Regions from separate parts of the Homo sapiens genome. Here region 1 is linked to region 2. The links are chromatin contacts, found by Hi-C in ENCODE. All regions are on one chromosome and are shown on one strand. Each heading gives the region's core, a stretch centred on a gene start or an enhancer-like site at or near the end of the contact. The rest is flanking DNA. Distances are from core to core; before and after follow the strand shown. Region 1 overlaps ADCY2 (adenylate cyclase 2). Region 2 has its middle 330 kb from the start of ICE1.

Region 1 (6,590 bases), core at 3,656-6,155, 2.0 Mb after region 2:
AAAACCTCCACTCTCTGGCAGGACAAGATGCCTATTGTTTCTTTACCTCTGTGTCCTCTTGTAACAGAATGAATATTACTGTAGGTTAGACTTCTTATGGAAGAACAAATTCAAAAAAGAGCGGGAGGAGATAGAGACCATGGAGAACCTGAACCGCGTGCTGCTGGAGAACGTGCTTCCCGCGCACGTGGCTGAGCACTTCCTGGCCAGGAGCCTGAAGAATGAGGTCAGACCAGGGGGGCTGGGGGCTGGGGGAGGGGGCTGGATGCCATGATGACCTGGGTGAGGGCTGAAAGCTTCTTCAGTGACATAAAGGCTGCAGTACTTCACACATCTGAGTGTTCAAATTGGCCAAGATTGGCTTGAATTGTTCAGTTTTCAAGGAGATATTGATTGGTTGTAGAGATATCCGTTGAGAATAGTGGGTTAGAATGACCTCTAAAAGTCTGAGTCTGGAGGTGGATTCATTATTAGAGATTTTTTCCCCAATCATGTAAAGTTCTGAATGTCTTTTATGAGGCACTAGGATCCCAAATATGCCTCCAAAGAAGCCACTGCTCTCTCCCCATTGTGGGAGGAGGCCTGCCTTACCAGCACGCAATGGAGGCTCAAACCAAGAGGCAACGTTAAACCATGCCTCCCACACGCCCCCTGTTTCCCCACACTCAGCTTCCCTGACAGCCTTCCAAGGCTCTTAGAATTTCAAAGATATCAGATACACAGTGAGTGTGACAGGATTTAGGAGTTATCTACACAAGAGCAGACCAAAGACTTGAGTCCATCCATTAGAGTGGATAGAAATGGGAATTTCATGGAGTGTTTATCCAAATGGATTAGCTAGAGTTGCAAAGACTACAATGTCAGTTAAATATTGAAATGGGTTTTGAAGAGATGTTGTGAGATGTCTTTAATATTGCTGAAGTGCAAGAGAAAGCAGATATGTCTACATTTGGACTTAACGTGAGAAACATGTATCTGAGCATCCACAGTACGCAAAGCCCTGCGCTCATTTCTGTGGTGTTTCCCAGATGTCTGAGATGTGTAAACGAAGAAGTGTCTGAGACAGGTCTCAATCAAGTTAGAAGTTTATTTTCCAAGGTTGAGGATGGTGCCCAGGAAAAAGAAACACAAGTTACACTAGGATTCCTGGCCTGTGCTTTTCCCAAAGAGAGTTTTGAAGACTCCAATACTGAAAGGGGAAAGAGTGGACAGTAGGGGAAGGAGGAAAAGGAATAAAAAGAGAAACGGGGTAGACAAGAGATGGTTACATTCTTGTGAGGCTTGATTAGTGCTCATTGAAACCACATTTTCCATATGAAAAGAGAGGAGTCAGGAAAAGCCCATTATGCCTTCCTCTGCTTGAGCCGAGGGATGATTTCTGGTCTTGTCTTTGTCCAGTACCTGTGAAGATCAGCTATTAATTTGCATTGCCAGGATAAGAGTCAACAGAACTCTGTTTTCTGGTCAGTTTTTTTTTGGGGGGGTGTCTATTCTGAAAGATTTCAGGGCCCACAAGGAATTTTTTCCTGAGCAGTTGTGAGGGAGGCCACCTGGGGTGCTCCGTGGCCCTTCTATGTTGCAGCCATCCGTGTGGGAACAAAAAGCAGGTAGTTTCTTGCATGACTCAGTTCCCAAGCTTAACTTTTAGTGAGTTTGGGGTCCTGAGATTTTTTTTTTCAGAGGTGTAACCCCTGTTCTTAGGACATTTTCACTGAGGCATGGGAGTGCATGCGCAAAAGAGGTGGGGGTCACCTGTAGATGGATGAACTCCTTAATGGATAAGCTCAACCTGGATGATACCAGAACACAAAGCAACCTGCAGTGAGAAGCCTTGGAACAGTATTTTTCTGTAGCGGATTTGAAGTTGGCATTAAGAAGAAGGTGCCAGGTGGCAGATGAGGTGCTAGACATCACCACTCCCATCTTCCTGGAAATATTCAGGGCACAGTGGGCCTTCCAGGGCTACACAACAAGTCTCATGGCCCACTGGCTTTCCTATCTCTTCTCCTGGTGTTTACTACATTTGGTGGGTTCTTCAGCACCTGATTTTCCTATTGATCACAGGTAATAAAATTACAATGTCTATTAAAGGGCCCTCTGTTCTCGTTAACAGGAGTCTCCAGCCCATTTTTAAATTCAGCAAGGTCCCCATGTTTCCCCTGCCCTGTAGCCAGGCTGGTGGTGGCCCAGGATACAGAGATGAATGGGATTAGAGGTGGCCTCATCCTCCGTGGGCGCCTCCTGGGGATAGGATCCTGTTATCTCCAAGGACACTGGGATGTAAATATGGTACTCCAGAAAGGCTGCCACTGTGAGGAAGTGGCTTCTGAATCTGGAAATAAAGTGCTAGAAACTAGCTGGGAGACGGGGGCCAGGGGGAGAGAGGAACGGGGAGAGAACATTTCAGGCTCCAAGGGGCTACTTTTCCACAGGCACCAGGAAAGTGCCTAATTCAAGACCTGAGAAGAGCCCACTGGAGCAGGCAGGAAGAGAGCAAAGGGAGATAAGGGAGCTGAGGCCGGGCGCGGTGGCTCACGCCTGTAATCTCATACTTTGGGAGGCCAAGGCGTTTGGATCACCTGAGGTCAGGAGTTCAAGACCAGCCTGGCCAACATGGAGAAACCCCGTCTCTACTAAAAATACAAAAAAAAAAAAAAAAAAAAAAAAAAAATTAGCTGGGCATGGTGGCGGGTGCCTGTAATCCCAGCTACTTGGGAGGTTGAGGCAGGAGAATTGCTTGAACCTGGAGGTGGAGGTTGCAGTGAGCCGAGCTCGTGCCATTGCACTCCAGCCTCAGCAACAAGAGCGAAACTCCATCTCTAAATAAATAAATAAACATTTTTAAAAGAATTTGGGAGCTGATAGGAGGGTCCCTTCCTAGACATGGGCTCAGAGGAAAGCTCTGGAGCTCGAGAAGCTCTGTGAAGGTCTGTGGGGAGCACAGAAGGTACCCTGGCCCCAGGGTTCAGCCTCACAGCCCTGCAGAGCCCTGTCTCATGTCCTGACAGCCTCCCTGGGCCAGACCTCCAGGAGTAGCAGGTTCTCTCTGCTCTTTCCTGTTTGCTTGGCTTATTCTAAGCAAGCATCAGAATACAGTTACCCTCCTTGGAAATAATAAGGAAAGGCAAGATGGGGAAGGAGAATAAAACCTAGAGCTACACAGTGCGGCCTCAAATCTTACTCCCAACATTGTCTGTTCCTGTGAACGTGAGCTGGTTACTTCCCTGTCCGAGCCTCGCCGTCCTCATCCATAAAAGAAGAAGCATGGTGCCTTGCCTTCCAGTTGCTGGAGGCAGGCTGAGGGACATCTGCATGGTGCCTTCGCACTGCAGTCCTCCAGGTGAGGCGGGCATTTCACAGAGGCGTGCACGGGACCCACATCCACACAGGTGGGATACGCATGAGAGGGAAGACAGCAGCAAAGTGCGGGTCTTGGCAGCTCACAGTGACTCCTCCACTTCCCCTGTGGCCCTGCTGTGTACCAGGGACCTTCATGCCACTGCACAACCCTCTGGTGCTCCTGAGGGTGACGTGACATTTTCCTCCAAGTTTCCTAAGGAGTGCTGCTGTTGGGTTAAAGACACACAGTGTCAGCTGGGTGCGGTGGCTCAGGCCTGTAATCTCAGCACTTTGGGAGGCCAAGGCAAGCGGATCATGAGGTCAGGAGTTCAAGACCAGTCTGGCCAACATAGTGAAACCCTGTATCTACTAAAAATACAAAAACAAGTTAGCCGGGCATGGTGGTATGTGCCTGTAATCCCAGCTAGTAAGGAGACTGAGGCAGGAGAATCGCACCAACCCAGGAGGCAGAAATTGCAGCGAGCCGAGATCGTGCCTTTGCACTCCAGCATGGGCAACAGTACGAGACACCATCTCAACAACAACAACAAAAAAGACACACAGTGTCTCCTGTAGCATTCACCACCCTGCGAGCTCCATGGTGTAAAGCCGAGTAGTGGGGCAGGCAGCATGGCCTAACAGGAGCCCGGAGTGGGGACTCGGGACCTGGGGTGAGCCCTGGTTTTGGCACTGCCTCACTGCAAGGGCAGCTCGGAAACTTTCCAGGAGCAAAGCAGGAATGGGAACATTTAGATGAAGCCAGCTCTGGGCTTTGTTTCTGTATTTGTCAAATAAAGAAGGTGAACCCCTTGGGGGTGTCATCACAGCCACTGTAGCCCTGTGTGTACATAGGGACCTGTCTTTAAGCATTGATATAAATCCCCCTGCAGATGATCAGTGCCTGTTCACCAAGCTTCCAGTTGCAACACCTGAAGATGGTTCCTTCCTTCATTCGGGAAACACGGGGTCCTCAAATCTACACCTGACTGGGGGCAGCCTACAGCCCTATAGGAGAATGAAAGAGCTTGGTTTCAGAGCTCTTCAGACTTGGACCAGCATGGATGGCTCCACGTTCCATAACAGGCATGCCAAGGGTGTTTGGATGACGCTCAAGGCCAGTGATTCCTGCCTGGTAGGCTTGCAGTCTCGCTGCTGACCTGACATGTTCTCTGGAAGGGAGAAGAGTGGACACTGAACCTTAAATCAGAGCATCATCATTCCCACTGTGATGCTGGGAAATGAAATGATCGTGTCATTCTGCTCAGCTGGCGGGCTGCAGGGTTCTCTGTACTTAATCACACAATGCAGATCTTCCCTTGGCTGTAACATTTCAAATGTTACTACCAATTTCTGTCTAATAGGGTGAGCAATGGGGGTGATGGCTACTCTAGCAGCCATTGTAAGACTTGGGGACTAAACTATTAAAAGGAGCCCCCAATCCCCACCACAATCAGAGCAGACCTATGCCGTCTCCTCAAGGACCCTGTACTCCCCCAGGGGAGGTTTGCTAGCCAGTTGCGGGAACAGTGAGTGTGGGGAGATTCTGGAGGCTTCAGTCCCCATGGGAACAGCACTGCATGCAAAACAGAGCCCACACAAAGGGCCTGAGCAAGAAAGAGAGGCACCAACCCCCTGCCAAAAGTTCTCAGAGTTCCCACAGTGAGTCTCAGAAAGGGAGAGTTTTGTTTGTTTCTGAAAACACATAATGAGGGTGTTATAAGAAGAGCCACCTGCGTGCATAAAGCATAGCAAAGTCGTGCCCCTCCCTTCTGTGGAATGTCTCCTGTGGCCATCGGACCCTGCTGCCCTAAAGTAGCCTCCTCACTGGACAGAAGAATCTATTTCCTTGACCTAATGATGTAATATTAACCTTGCAATCCCAGGCCAGGTGGGGCTAATATTGTGTGGCCTTGCACAGCTGAATGATAACGGTGCCCATGCTGTTTAAGAGTGTAGCTATCATCAAGGTTTCTGTCCCCTCTACAGTGTCAGGACCAAATACTGACATCCTGCCTGAGCTCTTTTCCTCCCTAAGGTTTCCCCAAGCAGAAGCCCTACCCCTTACTGAAACTGCATGGCAGAGTGTGGCTGATGCTGGGACCAAAGAAGTCCCTGCAGACAAGAGCAGTGCTTCTGAAAGTGAAGCACCTGCTAAACAAGCTATTACTGGTCCCCACACAAGCCTTCCTTGACCTCCTGGGCCCTGAGAGGTGACTGAGAGCAAAGCATCTGTCCCAGCCCTGGCACCTCTTGGCTATGGGGCCTCAGAGTCCTCTCAGAGACCATTACCAATTTTTGAAGCAATAATTTAGATGAAGCTCTTAGAACTGTGCATGGCATGTAGTAAATACTGTTAGCTATCTTTTAAGCAAATATCCCAGATTCATGCAAAACTTGAGAATCACTGCCCCTGGGAATTGATCAAAAGCTTTCAGAAAGGGCTCCTGCCCAACATTTTTAGAGCCTGAATAAAGTGGAAAACAAAACCCAATGTAATCACTTCGCTCCTGTTCCTGGCATTGGATAAAAAGCACTGTGGGCAGTGCCTGCCTTCCCAGCCCCCTCTCAGCAGGGTGGGCCAAGCCCTGGTGCTGAGTGCTCAGTGCCTCTGAATGCAGAGGCCCCGGGGGAGGCTTCTGGGGCATGGGGTGGATGGGAGCAGGCCCTCAGCCCCTTTGTGTGGGTTGCCCCGGCATCCACCACACTAATCCATTTCCACTAAACTCTTGGTGATACTGCTCTGTGAGTCTTCTGGAAATAATACAGGAAAACAAGACTTTGGCAAAAGCAAGTATAGCTATACTTTACCAATATTGCCGGTTTGGTTCCAGACCTCTGCAATAAAGTGAATATCACTATCAAGCGAGTCACAAATTTTTGCTTTCCCAGCACATGTGAAGATTGTTTACACTATACTGTATGTTTTAAGTATTCAATAGCATGATGTGTAAAAAAAAATGTACATACCTTAACTTTAAAATACTGTATTGCAAAAAATGCTGACATGGATACACAAAATGAGCACATGCTGTTGGGAAAATGGTGCCATTAGACTTGGTCAAGGGAGGGTGGCAGCAAACATTCACTTTGTGAAAGATGCAATATCTGTGCACTGCAATAAAGCAAGACGCAATACAACAAGGTCTACCTATAAGCCAAAAAAAAAAGGACTTGAAGTCATGTTTTATTTCCCTGCCTGGGATCAGCTTATACCTGCATCCTTTCTGACTTAACTAGTGAAATACTTCATG
Region 2 (6,896 bases), core at 1,567-4,066:
AGATTATTTAGGAGATGGTTGCTATGGTAGAAAGCAGTGAACATCCTAATATAGAGATAATCACAGTTCATTTTAAGTTATTCCAAAATGTAAATCTTTGTGAAAAGTTGCTGCCAAAATATCTTACTTGCTGAATAGTTTGATATCTGAAGATAGGCCATTCTACTGGAAATTGATATTTGTAATCCTTAGAGAAATTTAATCCAAAATGTTTAAACTCAGCATATTTTCTGAGATCTAACTGTATTGATTTTTAAAGATCTGGATTGCTTGTTTAAATGTTTTATAATGGTTTGTCATATACATAGATGAAATTTTTAAACACAGTTCTTTAAAGAAGGGCAATTATGTTGTTTACAGTTTGTTTTAATGTTATAAACCCTATAAAATGTCTTGGCTTCCATGAGTTTTGTAAAAATTCTTCCCCAGTACTCCCTCATTATTTTAAAATAGAAGTGCTGCGATGATTTTTTTTTTCAAATTTTGAGATACAGGGGAATTGAGAAGACTCTGAGAAGCTAGAATATGAGGTCATACCCACTCACTGGGCTGAGGTAGACACTGTAGGAAAGCCCACAGCGACAAGATTCAGGAGGAAGCCTAGGTTAGCCTAGTGAATTCACCTGCGTGACTTAATAAGTATTTATCACATGATGAAGAATACACTGAGACTATAGGAATTAAGTAAGGTAGCAGCATCCCGTGGAGTCAGAGGCTGACAGGAAACAGGGACTACAGTTTTCCCAAGCTGAGGCAGTGTCTGACCTCACTGTTAGGTGTTAGAGGAATGAGTGCTGGCTCCCAAGCTCAGAATTTAAAGACATGATTTTTGACCCTGGGGGTATTTCAGAAATAAAAGCCTAGATCCAGGAACTCAGATATAAAGATTTAAGTACATGGTGTCAAATAAGAACAAACCTGGAACTAGATAAAGAAAGACTTTTTATCCAAAGGGACTGTTTCAATGAAGGGAGGGGAACTACTGATGTAGGGAGTGTGCTCTGGCCATAACATGTGCACTTGTCTCAGAGGTCAGCAGAAAAGACTCTTCTTTTATAGAAAGAAGTGAATTAGGCTAGAAAGAGCTGGCTTTAGGAGAGTAGGTGGTGTGATGGCACAATCCATCAGGGAGTGTTTTTCTCTAACTGATTCCTGAGAGAGGTGGTTAAGGAGAGATTGTCTGCTGGTTCAGATGGAGGATAAATTGAAGTATAGAGACCTTGGAGAAGGAGAGAAGTTTGGTGGATCAGGTATTTTCCTCAGATTGGTGAGTGAGTGCAAAGAGTTCAGCTCATTATTTAAGAGGCAAGGAATGGGAATTTGAAGGATCTGTGTCTGTTTTTTCCGTAGGTATACAGGGGAGCAACTGTGAGTCTTGTATACGTTACACAGAGAAGAGTGATTCTTTGCAATAAACTGTTTCCCAGGACAAAAGAGGGTGGGAGGGTTTCTTCAATTATCACTATTGTTCAGGATCACAAGGCTCAGGTAAAATTCAACATTGTCAAGGGAACAAAGGACCTAGAACCCTCATGCTAGTCCAAGCTGCAAGTATAATTCAATACTGAATCCTCACATGCAGGACCTAACTCTCATCCTACTTAAAATCATGACTGATCAGACAAACTCAAGTTGCATGAACTGGTCCTAGGGGTGGGAGAGGAATGGTGCACAGATGAAGAGGCAGGTAGGGTCAGACCCGAAGCAACGGGTGTGCTAGTCCCACTCTGTTGGGTCACCGAATCCCTCTTACAATACGGGTTTCATTGCAGAGCTTTCTGTAGATGAGTTTCTTGTATTGTTGCATAACAAGATCTTAAACCAGAAGGTGAAAAATCAGTTGTGACTGCAATAATGACTGCATTGCAAATCCAAGTAACTTTCATTACACAAATCTAAACTAATTCTGAATTTTCCGAAAGCAGAAGACTACGTTTTGTTATTTTACATTGGGAAAATTGTAATGTCCCCAGCCCGACAGAAATGCCCACTGATTCCTCCCAATATCATTAAAAAACATTTAAACTTATAAAGGAAAATTTGCAAAACATTTGTGCACGTTATAAAATGATCTTCAAGCCATCTACATAATTATTTAACAATTAATGAACTATTTGAGGCTTTGCTTGCAAAATACAATATCAGATAAAAATTATGTTTTGCTTTACACTGAAGGAACATACTGCTGCACCATGTAGATAAATCATAAGATAGTGTGTTAGTACTGTGCAATGGGTGCAGATAGCATTCACCAAGATAAGAAAAAAAGGCACCTCACATGATGTTATCCTACTGCTTGAAGAGTTCCTTGAGTGGGGCTGAGTATCGAAGTGGAGGAGATGGTCACAGGTATTTGCGTGGGGAGAAAGGCAGCAGGACTGAAAGGGCAGATCTGAGGGTTATTCATGTGCAAATCCAAAGATTTGCAGACTTTTAAAGTGTAGACAGAGGAAGAGGTTGAACAGAACTCAAAGATATACTCTAGTGATAAGAGTTTATGGTTCTTATTATAACCATAAACTCTTGTTTATGGTTGTGCCTGGAATTACCTTTTTTGAACGGGATGCTTCAATTTGTATTATGAATAATTATGCTATCTGCATGAACTAAATCTTTTAATTGATATACTTAATCCTTTAATGGATTTTTCTAGGCAGCGGTTAATTTTAATATTTAGTTAAGAAATTATCAGTCTTCTGTGGGTTAACTGTTTTTTTTTCTATCTCCTGGAAACTTTTATAAGTTTCTTTCTACCCCTGATATTCTTCAGTTTCATTATGACGTAACTAGATACAGACTTTGAAAGTTTACCCTGTTGCACATACACCCAGGAAACACCTGTGAAGTTATGTCTCTTTTTACTTCAGGGATATTCTAAGCCACTATCTCTTCAAATGTTGCCTGTTCACCATTCCATCTAACTCCAACTCCAGGTGAATGTCGGAGCTTCTCAATTTATCCTTACTCTTTTACGATCATTTTTATGTTTTCTTTGTTCTAAATTTCTCTGTAATTCAGGTTGAGTACTCTGGTGCTGTCTTTTGTTACAGGTATTTAGACAAGCATGAGCAGGCCAGGAAAGGGCCCTCCCTCATCCACTAGGAATGTCAGGTGATGGTTCGACAATGATCACTTTGCCTCTCTAAAAGTGATAAATTGTCAGCGTGTGCCAGGGAGAGGCCATTTACTGATACCCCACAGCTGTTGCAGTAAAGTGTTCATTGAATGCAGGCGCCTGGGAGAAGTAACTTCCTGGGCATGTGCATGAAGAGACAAAATGGCGGAGTATGACCCACTCGGGGCACTCCACAGGAAAAGGGAAGAAAGCCTCAGACCGGCATGTGCACAGCTTCTTAAACACACTGCCTGTGCTCACTTCCCAAGGCTAAGGAGGACACCGTGCATCTGGGAAATAATGCCCCCCCTGAGGGAAGAATCATGGGAAAGGGGCAAGCCTACAAAGTCCTGGGGTCAAGGTTAAACACTGCACCTGACCTCAGTGCCCACTTGGGACTCTTCCAAGCGTACTTTGTTTTCTTCCCTGTTCTAAAGCCTTTTTAAATAAACTTCCACTCCTGCTCTGAAACTTGTCCCGGTCTCCTCTTCTGCCTTATGCCCCTCAGTTGAATTCTTTCTTTTGAGGAGGCAAGAACTAAGGTTGCTGCAGAGCTCTACAGACTCACCGCCGGTTACTTGGATACCTTCCACTGGTAACATACTTGGGGCCATGAGACTTGGATATTTGCCACCACAACATTTTAATTCCCTAACACCTTATTCTTATTACACATTAATTACCCTGTTGAAATTTATTTTTTTATACTTTCTAACTGGCTCTTTAAATAGTCTCTTTCTACTTGGTTTGTGTTCGCTTTCTGTTCTATTGCTCTTATTTTGTCTCTTTGGATGCCACTCTCTCTTTTGGAAGACTGCTCTCTCACTTGCACTTTCTTTGGGATGAATGCTTTCTTTAGTGAGTTTGTGGAGCTCAGACTTCCATCACTGGGACTGTCTTTCTTCACGTGCTTTGGAATTTTAGTTTCCAGGCTTGTCTCAAGTTGTTTCATGTGTATGTTCACCTGTGCTTAATTTTCCCCTCCCTGTCTGCACACAGATATAATAGCACCCACTTATTTGCAGTTTCACTTCTGTGTTTTCAGTTACCTTTGGTCTGTGAACCCAAAATAACTCAGTCATATCTCAGTCAATTTAGAAAGTTTATTTTGCCAAGGTTAAGGACGCACCAGTGACTCAGCCTCAGGAGGTCCTGATAACATGTGTCCAAGGTGTTTGGGGTACAGCTTGCTTTTATACATTTTAGGGAGACATAATACATCAATCAATACATGTAAGATTTACACTGATTTGATCTGGAAGGGCGGGACAACTCGAAGGTGGGAGGGGGGACTTCCAGGTCGTAGATAGATGTAAGCATATTTTAATTGGCAATTGGTTGAAAGAGTTATTATCAGTAGAACAGAATGTCTGGGTTAAGATAAGGGGTTGTGGAGACCAAGGTTTTATCATGCAGATGAAGCCTCCAGGTAGCAGGCTTCAGAGAGAATAGGTTGTACATGTTTCTTATCAGACTTAAAGTCTGTGTTGATGTTCATGCTGGAAGGGTAGAATGAGGTTAGGTCCAACCCCCTCTTCCATCATGGCCTGAACTAGATTTTCAGGTTAACTCTGGAATGCCCTTGGCCAAGAGGAGAGGTCCACTCAGATGATTGGGGGCCTTAAAGTTTTATTTTTTGTTTATAGGTCTACGGTGGCCCAGAAATATTAAATAAAAAATTCCAGAAATAAACAATCATAAGTTTTAAATTCTTTCTGAATAGCATGATGAAATCTCTCACCATCCTTCTCATCCTGCCCAGGACAAAAATCCTCCCTATGTCCAGTGGATCCACACTGTCTACACTCCCTGCCTGGTAGTCACATAGCAGCCATCTCAGTTATCAGATTGACTGTTGTGGTATCACAGTCCTTATATTCAAGTCACCCTTGTTTTACTTAAGAACGGCCCCAAAATGCAAAGGTAGTGATGCTGGCATATTATCATAATTGTTGTATTATTAGTTATTGCTGTTAACTCTTTCTGTGCCTAGTTTATAAATTAAACTTTACCATAGGTACATATATAAGAGAAAACATAGTACATAGAAGGTTTGGTGCAACCTGTGGTTTCAGTGTTCACTGGGGGCTTTGGGACACATCTTCCTTGGAGAAAGGAGACTACAGTGCTACTAAGGCTTCAGGGGCCCATTAAGGCCTAGTTCAGAACTCGGTTCATATCAGCTCTTCAGCCCTGTCGCTGCAGGGACACACGATGGTAAGTGAGCCTCACTGGTCCCTGCTCACAGAGGTCTCCTCCAGTCTATGCTGCTCAGCAGGAATGGGTCTCCCATCTGATTCTGAGGTCTGAGTCTTGACTCTACTAAACACAGTGTGTTTGGGTCCCATTTCTGCTTCACAGGAATGCGTATCCCATTTTAGTGAGGTTATGCTCTTGTAATACATTTTTGTAAATTCACTACTCGTCTTTACCTGAAGTAGAACAAGGAGAATCCCATGGGGAAGGCACCTGACTCAATGTGTTTTTCTGACCAATCACTTCCTTTCTTTGGTGCTTACAAGACATGCTTGAAACTAGGTAATTCCAAGCTAACTTTCCAGAGGTCCCTGTCCTGACATCTAACAGCAACAGCCTTAGCCAGAGTCAGCCAGATGATCAGTTTTAGAAATTGAACCCAATAGAGACAGCCCTGGGGGATCCTGCCTTACATTTGCACCTGTACTTCAATTATAATTAAATTGTTCATCTGGTTGTTTGCTTCACTTACATGTTAAGAAAAACAAGACTCATTCTGTCTCAGTGACTTGAAAGTTTGGTTTGCTACTGTAAGCAGAAAAAAAAATAGGTGTGATTAGTGATTTCCAGTTTCATTGGAAACTGAATATGTTTTTTGTTTTGTTTTGTTTTGTTTTTGAGATGGAGTCTCACTCTGTCGCCAGGCTGGAGTGCAGTGGCGCAATCTCGGCTCATGGCAACCTCCACCTCCCAGGTTCAAGTGATTCTCCTGCCTCAGCCTCCCGAGTAGCTGGAACTACTCAGGCACCCGCCACCATGCCCGGCTAATTGTTTGTATTTTTAGTAGAGACAGGGTTTCACTGTGTTATCCAGGATGGTCTTGATCTCTTGACCTCATGATCCACCCGCCTCGGCCTCCCAAAGTGCTGGGATTACAGGCGTGAGCCACCGCACCCAGCCGGAAACTGAATAGGTATTACAAGGAAGGAACAGTCTCTGTTTTCCTGAACTTCCTCCCGTTCAAGTTAAACTGGAGAAGATCATGCCAGGAGAAAAGTGAGTATTTCTTCTTTAAATGATCATAGTGAAAGCTTCCTGTCTTTGTGTTAAGACTGTTTACATCACAGAATGAGTAAATGTTAGAAAATTGAAAGGACACTGGGATATTTATGGAAATTAGCATTCACTTGAGACATTAAAATGAGGATGAAATATTTATATTTTCTACTCAGCTTATAAATAGAGTATTTCCCTGTTGAGATTTCTCCCTGCTGTTATAATGCTAATCTTTTTATTCAAATGTTCACAGACTCTCCATTTTCAAGATGAGTGATGTGGGTTGGGCCTGAGTCCTGGTGTTTCCTTGGGTGGAGGTCCTCCCTTGTCATCAAGTTCAGAAGTGAAATAACAACAAATGCTCTGGCATTTCGGTGGCCTCATCCTTTGTACTGGATTGCCTTTCTCTCTTGTTTTCAGAACCTCCATGAACATAGGATTTGAAGTATCTCTTAACCTTAGGAAAGTCTGTGACGTTCATAGCATTCATTGTGGCAAAACTTGTAGATACTCAAAATCTACTCTGTAT

The links. Hi-C counts contacts between places; a loop is a spot of excess contacts on that map. Pooled maps may share reads with other maps.
Region 1: a pooled map shows a loop between it and region 2 (7-fold over the local background). The contact joins two enhancer-like sites. A Hi-C loop is called at or near these places in 2 of 37 single-sample maps with no recorded cell type and 2 of 50 pooled maps.

The regions. Positions count from the first base shown.
Region 1 is chr5:7,789,575-7,796,164 of GRCh38, forward strand. It overlaps ADCY2 (adenylate cyclase 2), which reads left to right. Exons shown (of 25, transcript NM_020546.3): 20 at 68-226. Among named protein-coding and RNA genes, the nearest start is that of CFAP90, 58 kb to the right of the region's middle. RefSeq lists enhancers at 4,705-4,864, 5,115-5,214. Within about 2 kb of position 4,906, at least 2 of the 41 ENCODE cell types and tissues checked have a DNase peak (open chromatin) inside an H3K27ac peak, as active enhancers do.
Region 2 is chr5:5,748,880-5,755,775 of GRCh38, forward strand. No RefSeq gene overlaps it. Among named protein-coding and RNA genes, the nearest start is that of ICE1, 330 kb to the left of the region's middle. RefSeq lists enhancers at 3,842-3,901, 4,052-4,191. Within about 2 kb of position 2,817, at least 3 of the 41 ENCODE cell types and tissues checked have a DNase peak (open chromatin) inside an H3K27ac peak, as active enhancers do.